Linked DNA regions of Homo sapiens: region 1 is linked to region 2. The links are chromatin contacts, found by Hi-C or POLR2A ChIA-PET in ENCODE. All regions are on one chromosome and are shown on one strand. The core of a region is the stretch at or near the end of the contact, and the rest is flanking DNA. Distances in the headings are between cores, read along the strand shown. Region 1 holds the start of LINC01585 (long intergenic non-protein coding RNA 1585). Region 2 overlaps BLM (BLM RecQ like helicase).

The links. Hi-C counts contacts between places; a loop is a spot of excess contacts on that map. ChIA-PET counts read pairs that join two places held with the same protein, here RNA polymerase II (POLR2A). Pooled maps may share reads with other maps.
Region 1: a loop to region 2 is called in a map of endothelial cell of umbilical vein, with 1.8 times the contacts of the local background. The contact joins the promoter of LINC01585 here to the enhancer-like site in region 2. A Hi-C loop is called at or near these places in 1 of 168 maps with a recorded cell type or tissue (endothelial cell of umbilical vein), 5 of 37 single-sample maps with no recorded cell type and 4 of 50 pooled maps. POLR2A ChIA-PET finds 5 or more read pairs at or near these places in 7 of 52 experiments (B cell, GM10248, GM12878 and 4 more).

What each region holds. Positions count from the first base shown.
Region 1 is chr15:90,658,907-90,665,281 of GRCh38, reverse strand. It overlaps LINC01585 (long intergenic non-protein coding RNA 1585), which reads right to left and starts at 5,048. Exons shown (of 3, transcript NR_120371.1): 1 at 4,458-5,048; 2 at 3,799-3,889; 3 at 328-927. All of the region lies in intron 2 of CRTC3-AS1 (CRTC3 antisense RNA 1), which reads left to right. RefSeq lists enhancers at 175-434, 475-524, 3,902-3,951, 4,092-4,141, 4,364-4,892 and 1 more and a silencer at 2,131-2,180.
Region 2 is chr15:90,785,153-90,792,386 of GRCh38, reverse strand. It overlaps BLM (BLM RecQ like helicase), which reads right to left. Exons shown (of 22, transcript NM_000057.4): 15 at 1,543-1,738. Among named protein-coding and RNA genes, the nearest start is that of BLM, 71 kb to the right of the region's middle. Within about 2 kb of position 5,971, at least 5 of the 41 ENCODE cell types and tissues checked have a DNase peak (open chromatin) inside an H3K27ac peak, as active enhancers do; they include B cell and GM12878, where a contact is called at or near this core.

The sequences.
Region 1 (6,375 bases), core at 3,799-6,298, 130 kb after region 2:
CCGGGCCTGCCCCCGGCCACAACAAGGCCCTGACCCAGCTCTGTCGGGGGACGCTACCCGGCCCTGTCCCACTCCGGCCCAACGCTGTGATCCTAGGGTTCTCAGGCAACGGCCAGGCCGAGGGGCCTGCCATGTCCAGCTCGGGGCTGGGCTGTCACCGCCAAGTTAGATCCGGGCCAGCGCTGTGCTCGCGTTGCTTCACTCATTTGCTCACCCATGCATTGACTGACCGACTCCCCCACCAGGACCTAAGGGTCCGCTGCACCGGGCCAGGGGGCCCATCACCGTCAGCGGATTGATGAATTGCGCTCCCTTTTCAGGGCTCCGTTAGTTTTTGTTTTGTTTTATTTTTAAGACAATCTTGCTCTGTGGCCCAGGCTGGAGTGCAGTGGCGTGATCTTGGTTCGCTGAAGCCTCGACCTCCCAGGCTCAAGCGATCTCCCCGCCTAGGCCTCCAGGGTAGCTGGGACCACAGGCACGTGCCACCACACCTGGCTATTTTTCTGTTTGTTTTGTTTTGTATTGTTTTGTTTTGTTTTGTAGAGACAGGGTTTTGCCATGTTGCCCAGAATGGTCTCTAACTCCTGAGCTCAAGGGATCCTCCTGTCTGGGCCTCCCAAAGTGCTGGGATTACAGGCGTGAGCCACCACACCTGGCCTTTTTTTTTTTTTTTCTCTCAAAATCGCATCACACGCAGCACAGGGGTCCCTTAGTCTCTGCATTTCACCGAAGGTCGGAGATTTTCCTTGATTGTCTTTTCCCGTGGCCAACATCAGGGCTGGTGGCTTTAAGAGTCCTGGGGGACACTTTTCTCTTAAGGATCTGGTAGCTTTCACTCCATTGTCTCAGGCATTGACGGTTGCATGAGAAGTTCACGGTTGTCCTGATTATTAAGATCTTCGGAAATCATCTAAGTTTGAATTTTTTCTGCATGAAATTTGGGAGAAGTCTTTATTTATTTATTTATTTTTGAGACGGAGTTTCACTCTTGTTGCCCAGGCTGGAGTGGCCATCTTGGCTCCCTTCAACCTCTCACTCCCGGATTCAAGTAATTCTTGTGCCTCAGCCTCCCGAGTAGGTGAGATTACAGGCATGCGCCACCACACCCAGCTAATTTTTGTATTTTTAGTAGAGACTGGGTTTCACTATGTTGGCCAGGCTGGTCTTGAACTCCCGACCTCAGGTGATCCACACGCCTCGGCCTCCCAAAGTGCTGGGATTACAGGTGTGAGCCACCACGCCTGGCCAGAAGTCTTTATTTTTGTACCAAGTTTAAGAGTTTCGCCAAGAGATAGCTTAGGGTCAGTAGTCTCGTTTTAATTGGTACAAGATGACCCATCTCAGTTCATTTTAAAGTCTTGCATTCATTTATTTGACAAATATTTATTGAGTGCTTACTATATGCTAGGTAGGCACTGTTTTAAGTTCTGGGGAGAGAGCAGTGAAGAAAATAGACAAGCTCTTTGTCCTTAAGGATTTTACAATGGGGTGTGTGTGTGTGTGTGTGTGTGTGTGTGTGTGGTGTGAGTGAGAGAGAGAACAAGTTTTTGATTATTGATTTCCTTCCACCTGATTTATTTTATCCAGAAACTTAAAGTGTTTTTCCCTCATACTATATCTTCACACTTTATCCTAAATGCCTGGCATTTTCCCTTGTTTTCTTTTCATCTCTCCATTAATTTCCCTCACTTGCCACATAGGTTTCTCTTGTTGATCTTCTGCTTAATAATCCAATTTCCTGTAAGCCTATTTATTTCCGCTTCCAGGGACAATCTGATATGATGAAGCACCCAGTTCCCCCTGCACTGTCCCTGTCTAATCTCCCTCAGAATAGGTAATAGCTGTTTTCTAAAATCTCCTTACATTTCATATGAGAGATCTATTTCAGGAAATAGGATTATCAATACAATTTTGCTGCTTTCTTCTTTTACATCTGTGCTCAGGGCTTTCTCACTGGGATCAGATTAATTTTCTTCCTCTTATATTCAGACCTCCATGCAATTCATGTGTAAATCCAACAAGAGCAAGTGGATGTTTAAACCCTTGTAGCATGTATGTGTAAATAAAGAGAAGAAAGGAAGGAGGAATGGAGCGGAGGGGAGAGGACAATTTAAATAGTGCCAGCGAGTCTACCTATCATTCTACTCAGAGTGTGTGCCCAGAATAAGCAGAGATAGATGCGATGGGAGCCTGTTACTCTCTCAGTGGGTCTCACAAATGCCTCTTACACTGTGAGCATCTCATTATGAGGACTGTGACTTTCATGTCTAAAGATGTGTATTTTTTGGCCAGGCACGGTGGCTCACGCCTGTAATCCCAGCAATTTGGGAGGCTGAGGTGGGCGGATCCTCTGAAGTCAGGAGTTCAGGACCAGCCTGGCCAACATGCTGAATCCCCGTCTTTACTAAAAATACCAAAAAAAAATTAGCCAGGCATGGTGGTGCATGCCTGTAATCCCAACTACCCGGGAGGCTGAGGCAGGAAAATCACTTGAATCCGGGAGGCAGAGATTGCAGTGATCGCGAGATCACTCCAGCCTGGGCAACAGGGCGAGACTCTGTCTCAAAAAAAAAAATAAAATAAAATAAATAAATAAATAAATAAATAAATGTATGGGTAATTTAAGGGATTTTCATGAGTAACTCTGTATGGGATAAAGTCTTACGTAGAGATTTTAGAATCACTCCTCCGATAAGATGTGACCCTATCATACTAGACTTGTCAACCACAGTGTCTGAGCGGCCATGGGACTTCTAATTGACTAAGGTAGGCAGACACATCTCCCTGAAGCTTCCAATTTATAGGCCACCTGGCAATCTATGGCATGGCTTGGTACAGACAGATAAGATGAGCCAATCATATTCCCCTTCTCTGGAATCTGAAATTGGGAATAACCAAAGGAAGAGGCACTTAGCCATGGAAACTGAGGCTTCATGAAATGCACTGTCATTTTTGCAATACCCTATTGGCTACACAGGTCAGCTCTATTCAATATAGGAAGGAACTTCATGGCACAATTCATTAATTTAACATTTGTTGAGCACCTATGATGTGCCAGGCACTGTTCTAGGTCCTGAGGATATGGTGATGAACAAGATCCCCACTCTCATAGCTTACCCAGCAGATGCCCTAGGCAGGCAATGAATAAATATATGAGCAAGATGAAAAGAGAATGCCAGAAAGCCCTGAAGTTTTGGAGCAAAGCCATGAACTCTTTTCACAACTATTTCCTTTTTGAAAAACATCTCTCCACTTGCTGTTGGGTTCTGTTGTTTGTGAGTGCAAGGATGGAAGAAGGCAGATGACGATGTTAAGCAGCCAAAGGGGTGGACTGTTCAGGCCATGGAGTTAGTGTAGCAGGAGATTAACAATAATAACTAAGGCTGGGCGCAGTGGCTCACGCCTGTAATTCCAGCACTTTGGGAGGCTGAGACAGGCAGATCATCTGAGGTCAGGAGTTTGAGACCAGCCTGGCCAACATGGTGAAATCCTGTCTCTACTAAAAATGCAAAAATTAGCCAGGCACAGTGGTGGGTGCCTGTGATCCCAGTACTTGGGAGGCTGAGGCAGAAGAATTGCTTGAACCCAAGAGGCGGAGGTTGCAGTGAGCCAAGATTGCACCACTGCACTCCAGCCTGGGCGACAGAGTGAGACTCCATCTCAAAAATAATAATAATAACTGATAATAATATAGAACAATTCTAACAATATACTGTGATAAAACTGATGTGAATGTGGTTTCTCTCTCTCTCTCTCTCTCTCTGTCTCTCTCAAAATGCCTTATTGTACTGCACTCACCTATTTTTAGATGGTGGTTGACCGCAGGTAACTGAAACCACAGAAAGCAAAACTGCAATGTGGGGGGGCTGCTTGCATGCTCCTTTCAGACCTGTTTGTGAGAGAGTTTTAACTGGAGGGTATCTAAATAATCAGAGAGTGGGAAGAGAAAGGGGTACTCACTTTTTATAGTTTTGTATTGTTTGTGAATGTTTTCTATTTCATATGTTTTGTAATTAAAGCCAAAAAGGGTAATGACAAAAAGGAAAAAAAATGCTATGTGTCTGGCTTTTGGGAAGTTATTAGAGGGAGTGGAAATTCTACCACCTCCTATTGCTAAATCTCATTAAAGTGCCCTTGAAATCAACCCAAACCAACTCTCAGGCACGGCCAGAACAACGGAGGCAGAGCAGAGCTCAGGATCCTGAATCCACACCCCCCGGCCACTCCTGGTGGGAAGAGAAGAAGGGGGCTCGTTTCCTGTGGTTCCCACCCTACCTGGCTGGAGAGGCTGATGTGGGGCGAGGTGTGACCACCAGTGCATGTAGGAGGCGGAGAAGGCAGTTTCTCCCACTGGCCGGTGCCCTGGGCCCAGCCCAGGACGGGGAACTAGGACAAGAGCCCAGCCCTCCAGCATCAGGTCTGGCGTGGCTCTGGGAGGAAGGAGGAAGAAAACTCACCCATGTCACCCCAAGTCATGGGGCATTTCCAGTGAGCACATACAGACTTAGGAACCCGGGAGAAAGCCTGGAGGCTAGAAAAGCTGAGACCACAGTCAGCTGGGCTGCAGATCTTTGCTCCGCCTTCCTCCAGACAGCACAAGTGACTCAGCCCTCCCCAGGGTGCTGCTTCTCGCTCTGACACCACGATTTGGCCTCCTCTCACTCACAACTCTATCTCCTCTCTGTGTCATTCCTCCTACTCAGGGCCGATAGTCAAAATATCAAACCACTAATAAAGCATGGGCACCTGCCAGTCAGACTACACACCAGCTGGGAACAATGGCTAGAGGTAGCAAATTGCCCCAAAACTTAGTGGCATGAAACAACAAACATTTGTTACATAACACACTAATGGGTCAGGAGTTTGGGTGGTTCTGGCTCAGGGCCTCTCATGAAGTTGTCAGCATGTCAGAGTTGGAACCATTTGAAAGCTTGGCTGGGGCTGGAGGATCCTCTTTCAAGGTGTCTCATTCACAAGGCTGTCGGCAGAAAGCCGCAGTGCCTCCCCAGTGTGTGGGCCTCTCCATAGGGCTGCTTGAGTATCTTCACAACATGGTGGCTGGCTTCCCCAGAGGGAGACATTTGAGAGACCAAGGCAGAGTCACAATGTCTTTTATGACCTATCCTTGAAAGTTATATACCGTCACATTGCAGCATCCTATTGGGTCAGCCCTAGTCAATGTGAGAGGGGCTACACAAGAGTGTAAATACAAGGATGCAAGGATCACTGGAGGATGTTTTGGAGGCTGGCTACCCCAGGTACTATATTATGTCCTGTTTAAAACTCTCTAATGGCTTCCCACTAACCTCAGAATAAAATCCAAATGTCTTACCATGATCTGCAAGGCCTGGCATGAACTGACTCCTACCTACTTTCCAATCTCATTATGTTCCTCTTTATTCACCTGCACTAAACTCCAAACACATCAACCCTCCCTACATCCATCAACATCTGAAGCTCATCCTTTACATTTTCTGCTCCCCGTGTCTAGAAGTCTCCTCGCCCAGATCTTTCTATGGCTAGTTCCTTCTCATTGTTTGGGTCTCAGCCTAACGTCACCTCCTCAGAGAGGCTTCACTGACCCCTTATCAAGTGTAGCCCTCACCCCACCTGTCACTCTGTCTTACATCACCTTGTGCTGACCTCCTCCTAGCACTGATCTCTATCTGAAAGTAATTTATTTGATTATTGCTTTTCTCCCTTCGTGTACTGGTAGGAGTCCTTAATTACAAGCAACAGACTGCTCTTTAGCTGCTTTTAAGCTACAGAGGAACCTATTAAAGGATAGGAGGTGCCTCATAAAATCTTAGCGAAATCAGAGAACCAGGCTCAAAGGCCATTTACCTGCACTGGTTCTTTCTGCTGCTGCCTCTGGGATCTGCTGTCATCCTGACAGAAAGGACTCCAGTCATCTGCTTCTCAGTGTCACTTAGCCTCATGCAGGAGCAGCCAACGGGTGGTGTCTTAAGTTGTATGCTGTGCCCAATCTTCAAGAGAGATGGGGAAAGGTTCTGGCTTCCATCATAAGCAGGTGTGAGTTCATAAGGTAGGAAATTCGCAAAATAGGAAGACTGTTCCATGGGCTGGGGAAGCCAAAGAGAGCTGATGCTATTTGGCCTCGACAGTCCACGCCTTTAGCTGCTTAATGTCATCAGCCAGCCTTCCTCCATCCTTACGCTTACTAACAGCAGAACCCAACAGCAAGCTGAGAGATGCTTCTCAATAAGAAAATAATTGGGAAAAGAGTTCATGGCTTTCGGGCCGGGCGCGGTGGCTCACGCCTGTAATTCCAACACTTTGGCAGGCTGAGGCTGGTGGATCACGAGGTCAGGAGTTCGAGACCAGCCTGACCAACACGGTGAAACCCCATCTCTA
Region 2 (7,234 bases), core at 4,722-7,221:
CGCCTGTAATCCCAGAACTTTGGGAGGCTGAGGCGGACAGATCACTGGAGGTCAGGAGTTCAAGACCAGCCTGGCCAACATGGTGAAACCCTGTCTCTACTAAAAATACAAAAATTAGCTGGGTGTGGTGGTGGGAGCCTGTAATCCCAGCTACTCAGGAGGCTGAGGCAGGAGAACTGCTTGCATCTGGGAGGCAGAGGTTGCAGTGGGCCGAGATCGTGCCATTGCATTCCAGCCTTTGCACTTCAGCCTAGGCAACAAGAGCGAGACTCCGTCTCAAAAAAAAAAAAAAGAAAAAAAAAAGTGGTCTCAGAAGAAATACATATATTTAGGAAATATATTTAACTCTCACAACCCAGGAGAAAAATGAGCAAAGAATGTAATAAAATTCTAAAATATGTATTCACTTTCACCCAGCAAGTTTAACTCTAGAAATTTATCCTATAAGGCCGGGCGTGGTGGCTCACACCTGTAATCCCAACACTTTGGGAGGCTGAGGTGGGCGGATCACCTGAGGTCAGGAGTTTGAGACCAGCCTGGACACCATGGTGAAATCCCTGTCTCTACTAAAAATACAAAAATTAGTTGGGCATGGTAGCACATGCCTGTAGTCCCAGCTACTCTGGAAGCTGAAGTGAGAAAATCGCTTGAACCCGGGAGGCGGAGGTTGCAGTGAGCCAAGATTCTGCCACTGCACTGCAGCCTGGGTGACAGAGTGAGACTCGGTCTTGAAAAAAAAAAAATCTTATATAAGTAACTGCAAAAATGCCCAAAGATATTTGTATAGGGAGGGATGTTCAATACTGCATTGTTGATAACAGTGAAAAACAATAAACAAGATCTAGTAAGAGGGGATTAGTTTAATAACCATGGAATAACCATACTACGGAATTCTAGGTAGTCAGGCTGTATGTATTCATTGGAATGATAATTACATCCTACTGTTGACTGAAAAAAATCGGGTCATTATATATATAAAGTATGTATAATATAATCCCATTTACATTTTAAAATATGTGCATTTGGAAAAGGTACATACCAAATACAAGATATTTGCCTGCCTCTAATGGGAGAGGACGGATGAGACAAGAGAGGCTATGGGGTGGTGGGGAGGGGTTCAGCTCGATTGATTGTGTTTTATTTCTTAATCCAGATGGTAGTATATGACAGCTCATTATTTTCTCCTTTTTATCTTCCTGCATGTTTGAAATATGTGTTACATGCAAGAATGCATGCAGAAATAGGGTCTGAAAGGATACAAAGGAAACCAATAACTAGAGTTATTTTGGGGGCAAAACTACAAGGCATGGTTTGTAAATTTTCTGCCTTGTACACATCTGTATCATTTGAGTTTTACAAAATAAGCACTTACCACTTTTATAATAAAAATGAACTAAAATAAAATTGCCAATCTGTATAAACTCCTCTATTTTTCTACGATTATTTAAGGAAAACTGGACCAGAAGTACCACAATAGCAGGAGTAGACTACTATCATGAGGCTGAAGATGACAGAATGTCTCTACAATGGAGCCCAGCTTACTCATTATAAGTCTTTTCAGTCTGGTCACATCATGATAGGTATAGAAAAGCAGGCAGTGAGATATTTCCCCATCTCTTCCAGCTCTGCCAGATTCTTGGTAGTAACCCTCCACAGATTTAGGGAGAGATGCATGAATCACAAATCGCACGTCCGGTTTGTCAATCCCCATTCCAAATGCAATTGTAGCACAGATAACCTGATATAAAAGCAAAAGCTTATTAGATTCATAAGGCACAGACTTGAAGGAACATTTTCATAATAGATGCTTCTAAAAGCTCTATCATTTGTTTTACTTTAAAATGCACACTACATAACAACCTAATATCTTAACTTGGTCCAACTATTTAGTATAACTAATATGAGTTTTTATACTGATAACTTGCAATGCCATTAAAACCCAAGAAGGTAAAGAGAAGCTCAGCATGGCAGGCACTTTCTTGTATGACTTGGCATTCTCATGTAAGAGAGCCAGAATCAACTGCAGTCAGCCCACGATGTGCTGCCACTGTTCTCTGTTTTTGCTACTGAGGTGTGGGGGGTGTTGCTCACACAGTCATGATATCCAGGTCAGTGATCACAAGCAACGTGTTGCTCAGGAGCTCCAGGGTGTTCCCAGGGCTCCTCAGAGGTCACTGCTGCTAGTTCCTCCAATGGTTCAGGAACAATACGTTCTTACCTGCTCCACTGCTTATCATCAGTTTTCCCAATAGCACCAGCTGATCACACATCAACTCCTTCTATTCATCAGCTGATTTAAAGTCAAAGCTTGTACAATTTTAATGGAAACTCATGTGGGTAAAAGTCTGAGAGCTACTTATACCAAAAAAAAAAAAAAAAAAAAAAAAAAAAAAAAAAAACACCAGGGACTGCGGATCTTAGACCTTACAAATTACTTAGTGGAAGCAAGGTGATAGTTCACTCTCAGGAGCTTGATAAATCAGTTTTCAAGGATATCCATTTCAGTTGAGAATTTAGGAGCTATTTAACCCAGACCAAAATGTTATATCTCCAGGCAAAATTACACTTCACAAATAAAACTGCAAGTTTTTTTTTAGCACTTAAAAAAATGAATTGCTACTGCAAGAACAGTATTTCAAAGGCATCTGAAATATCTGGCAGGCAGACTGAGACTAATGACATGATTTCAGTAACTGTGAGTACCAGCGGAAGGAACTGCAAGCTCTGGAGTATGTGGACAGTAAAGGGGTACATTTATCAACACCAGGAATGGCGGTGAGTGGCCTGCGCTCTCGGTTAGTCATCCATCTACATTTATGGCACTCTGATCAAAGGCAAATCTCCTTGGAAACAGAAAGACTATTGTAGCTTCTAGTGATGGAGAGCAGGTGGAGAAGCTGCACAGCAAGATGTGTCAGCCGACAGGTCCGGAAGCATGACCCACAGGGTTCCATGAAGTCCAGGTGCATCTCCCAGTATCAGGGCGGGCACAGGGCTGTGAGGCACCGCCTGCAGCCTCCAGATGAGGATGCAAGGCTGCCAACTCTTTCTGAAAGCTCTTATTTCTTGAAATTGGGAAAAGTGGCTTTGTTTAATTGTGATTTCCTTCTTTATTTCTGCGCTTTTAAAACTTCAAGCCACAATCATTCTTTGTGAAGAATAATGGCCAAGTTTTATTCTATCTCATGAATCTAACGAGATCAAGTCTGTCGAGCTGGTGTAGGCTAATATTACATGCTGACTGTAAGGATTAATTAGTCTGAGAGCAGAAATAATTAGGTTTTTATAAACCCCTATTGTTTAACCATATTTTTTATCAAAGTTATATATATATATATATATATCTCCATTGTAGATTATTTATACTATACATAACCATTTAAAGCACTTGAAAAAAATCATTTTTTTTTTTTTTTGAGACAGTCTCGGTCTGTTGCCCAGGCTGGAATGCAGTGGCGTGATTTTGGCTCACTGCAACCTCCACCTCCAGGGTTCAAGCTATTCTCCTGCCTCAGACTCCCGAGAAGCTGGGACTACAGGTGTGCACCAGCATGCCAGGCTAATTTTTGTATTTTTTGTAGAGATGGGGTTTCGCCATGTTGCCTGGGCTGGTCTTGAACTCCTAGGCTCAAGTGATCTTCCCACCTTGGCCTCCCAAAGTGCTGGGATTACAGGTGTGAACCACCATGCCTGGCCCTTTCATGCAAACTTTTTCCTTATCATGTATTGTTTTTACATGTTTTCCTGTTCCACTGATCTGCCTATAATGTACTGCAAACTAGTGTTCCTGTATTATTAGGTTTTTTGCCAAACTCTCTTAGTTATTTTCACTTGAATATTCTTCCAGGCAAACTTTAGAAAAAGTTTATCAAAGGGAAAAGAACAAAAAACCAAAAAAAAAAAAAAAAAAAAAAACAAAACACTGGCATTTGGGTTAAATATATAAACTAATTTGGGAAGACTAAAATCAGTATTTCAGTGAAGACAAATGAGTGATGTATTTCTAAACTTTTTGCATATCTGAAAATGACCTTTTGTTGGTTTCAACATAAATGACAGTGAGCTGGGTACGAAATTCTTCAGTCCCAGTCTTCCTTCTTCCAATTCTGAAGACAGTCTTCTATTATTTTTGTTATATATTTGTTATGTATTTATTTATAACACACTTATCTGTTTCAATTATCCTGCTTTCTTGCTTGGGTACACTTACTATTCTTAGGCTGAATCCTTACCTCCTTTTGTCAACAAAGATAATTTCCACCCCACCCCATTTTAATCTCTTTTTTCCCTTGCATTCTCAAGCTACTCACTACATCACTGATTCTATTGTCTCCACTGAGACTGAGTCATTCCATTTGTGTCTTAATATATAATTCTGCTCTTAGTTTTGTTTTTCTTACTTGGATAAGCTGAATTTTTCTTTCTTTTTTTTTTTTTGACATAGAGTCTTGTTCTGTTTCCCAGGCTGGAGTACAGTGGCACGATCTCGGCTCACTGCAACCTTCGGCTCCCAGGTTCAAGTGATTCCCCTGCCTCAGCCTCCTGAGTAGCTGGGACTACAGATGCCCATCACCACGTCCGGCTAATTTTTGTATTTTTAGTAGAGACAGGGTTTCACCATATTGGCCAGGCTGGTCTCAAACTCCTTGATCTCAGGTGATCCGTCCACATCGGCCTCTCAAAGTGGTGGGATTACAGGGGTGAGCCACTGCACCTGGCCATAAACTGGATTTTTATTTCTCCCTTCATCTCACCCTGTGATCTTATGGAAGTTGTTACTAGTTCACGTATATTAAGTCTTCTTATATCTTTCTCGGGATACTAAACTGATATCCTCTAAAATTTTCTGTTTTCCCAGAGAAAACAATTTTGAGAGATATTTTTCCTCTGAATCTTCAAAGTAAATACTTTTTCCTGAGCTGAAACTTTTCATTGGCTCCAAGTAATTATTAGTTGTTTTGCTGAAATTCATCCTTTCATTTAGAGGGATCTATCCAAGGCTGGCATTTACCACAATAAGAGATGCCTAAAGTAGGCTGGGTGCGGTGGCTCACGCCTGTAATCCCAGCATTTTGGGAGGCCGAGGCGGGCGGATCACGAGGTCAGGAGATCGAGACCCTCCTGGCTAACGTGGTGAAACCCTCGTCTCTACTAAACATACAAAAAAAAATTAGCCGGGCGTGGTGGCGGGTGCCTATAGTCCCAGCTACTCGGGAGGCTGAGGCAGGAGAATGGCGTGAACCCGAGAGGCGGAGCTTGCAGTGAGCTGAGATCGCGCCACTGCACTCCAGCCTGGGCGACAGAGTGAGACTCCCGTCTCAAAAAAAAAAAAAAAAAAAAAAAAAAAAAAGAGATGCCTAAAGTATTTTCAGCTTTCCTCCCCACCCACCTGGGTGACGGCAAATTTCTCATCTCGGAAACAGATGCCCAATATTGTTAGTTACTAGGGAAATGCAAATCAAAACCACAAAGAGGGCCAGGCGTGGTGGCTCACACCTGTCATCCCAGCACTTTGGGGGGCTGAGGTGGGCGGATCATGAGGTCAGGAGTTCACGACCAGCCTGGCCAATATGGTGAAACCCTGTCTCTACTAAAAATACAAAAATAAGCTGGGTGTGGTGGCATGTGCCTATAGTCCCGGCTACTTGGGAGGCTGAGGCAGGAGAATTGCTTGAACCAGGAGGCGGAAGTTCCAGTGAGCCAAGATTGCGCCACTGCACTCCAGCCTGGGTGACGTGAATTCCTTGCTTGAATTATTCACGTGTGTGGTCTTCCATGTAAATAAAAAAAAACCCACAAAGAGATACCATTTCCCACACACAAGGATGAATACATTAAAAAAGCTGGACAATAAAAAATATTGGTGAAGACGTGGAGACACTGGCACCTCATACATTGCTGGTGAGAATGCAGAACTGCAGAGCCACTTTGAAAAGCAGTTTCACAGTTCCTCTAAAAGTTAAACAAAGAGTTGCCATTTGACCCAGCAAGTCCACTCCCAGGTGTCTACCCAAGAGAACTGAAAACATATGTCCGTGGAAAAACTTGTACGTGAATGCTCACAAAGCCATTATTCATAGTAGCCAAGAAGTAGAAACACATCGGGGATGGTGGCTCACACCTATAATCGCAGGAATTTGGTAGGTTGAGGCAGGATTATCACTTGAGCCCAGGAGTTCAAGACCAGGCTGGGCAACACAGGGAGACCTCGTCTATACAAAAAATAAAAAAATTAGCCAGGCATAGTGGTGCGCCTGTCGTCCTAGCTACTTGGGAAGTGGGAGGATTGTTTGAGGTACGGTCTGCAGTGAGCAGAGATCATGCCATTGCACTCTAGCCTGAATGAAAGAGTAAGACCCTGTCTCAAAAAAAAAAAAAAAAAAAAAAAGAAAGAAACGAAACAAGCCAAATGTCTAACCAGCTGATGAGTAGATAAACAAACTGTGTTATATCCATATAACAGAATATTATCTGACCATAAAAAGGTATGAAGTACTCATATATCCTAAAATATGGATAAATCTTGAAAAAATTATGCTAAATAAAAGCAAACAGGCCAGGCGAGGTGGCTCATGCCTATAATCCCAGCACTTTGGGAGGCTGAGGCAGGTGGATCACTTGAGGCCAGGAGTTCGAGACCAGTTTGAGTCTCCACTAAAAATATTAAATACAAAAATCAGCTGGCCATGGTGGCGCACATCTGTAATCCCATCTACTCAGGAGGCTGAGGCAGGAGAATCACTTGAACCTGGGAGGCGGAGGTTGCAGTAAGCGAAGATCTCTCTACTGCACTGTAGTCTGGGCGACAGAGTGAGACTCTGTCTCCGGAAAAAAAAAAAAAAAAGAAAAGTCACAAAGACCACATACTGTATGATTCTATTTACATGCAATGTACAGAGTAATAAACTCTAGAAACAGGTTAGCAGTAGTTAGTAGATTTGTGGTTTCCAGGCATTAGGGGGTGGGGGAAGTGACTGGGTATGAGGTTTCTTTTTATGGTGATCAAAAATTCTGGAATTAGATAGAGATGATTATTGTACAACTTTGCAAATAAACTAAAAAGTACTAACTTGTTTGCTTTGAAAGGATAAATTTTATGATATGTGAATTATATCTCAAGCAGATTTTTTTTATGAAAGAAAAAGCAACTTTAGAAGTCTCAAAGAAAATCTGTTTTTTAAATTTCAGTCTTATTTTGATGTTTACTACCTTCAAGGTAAAAACAGTTTGCATT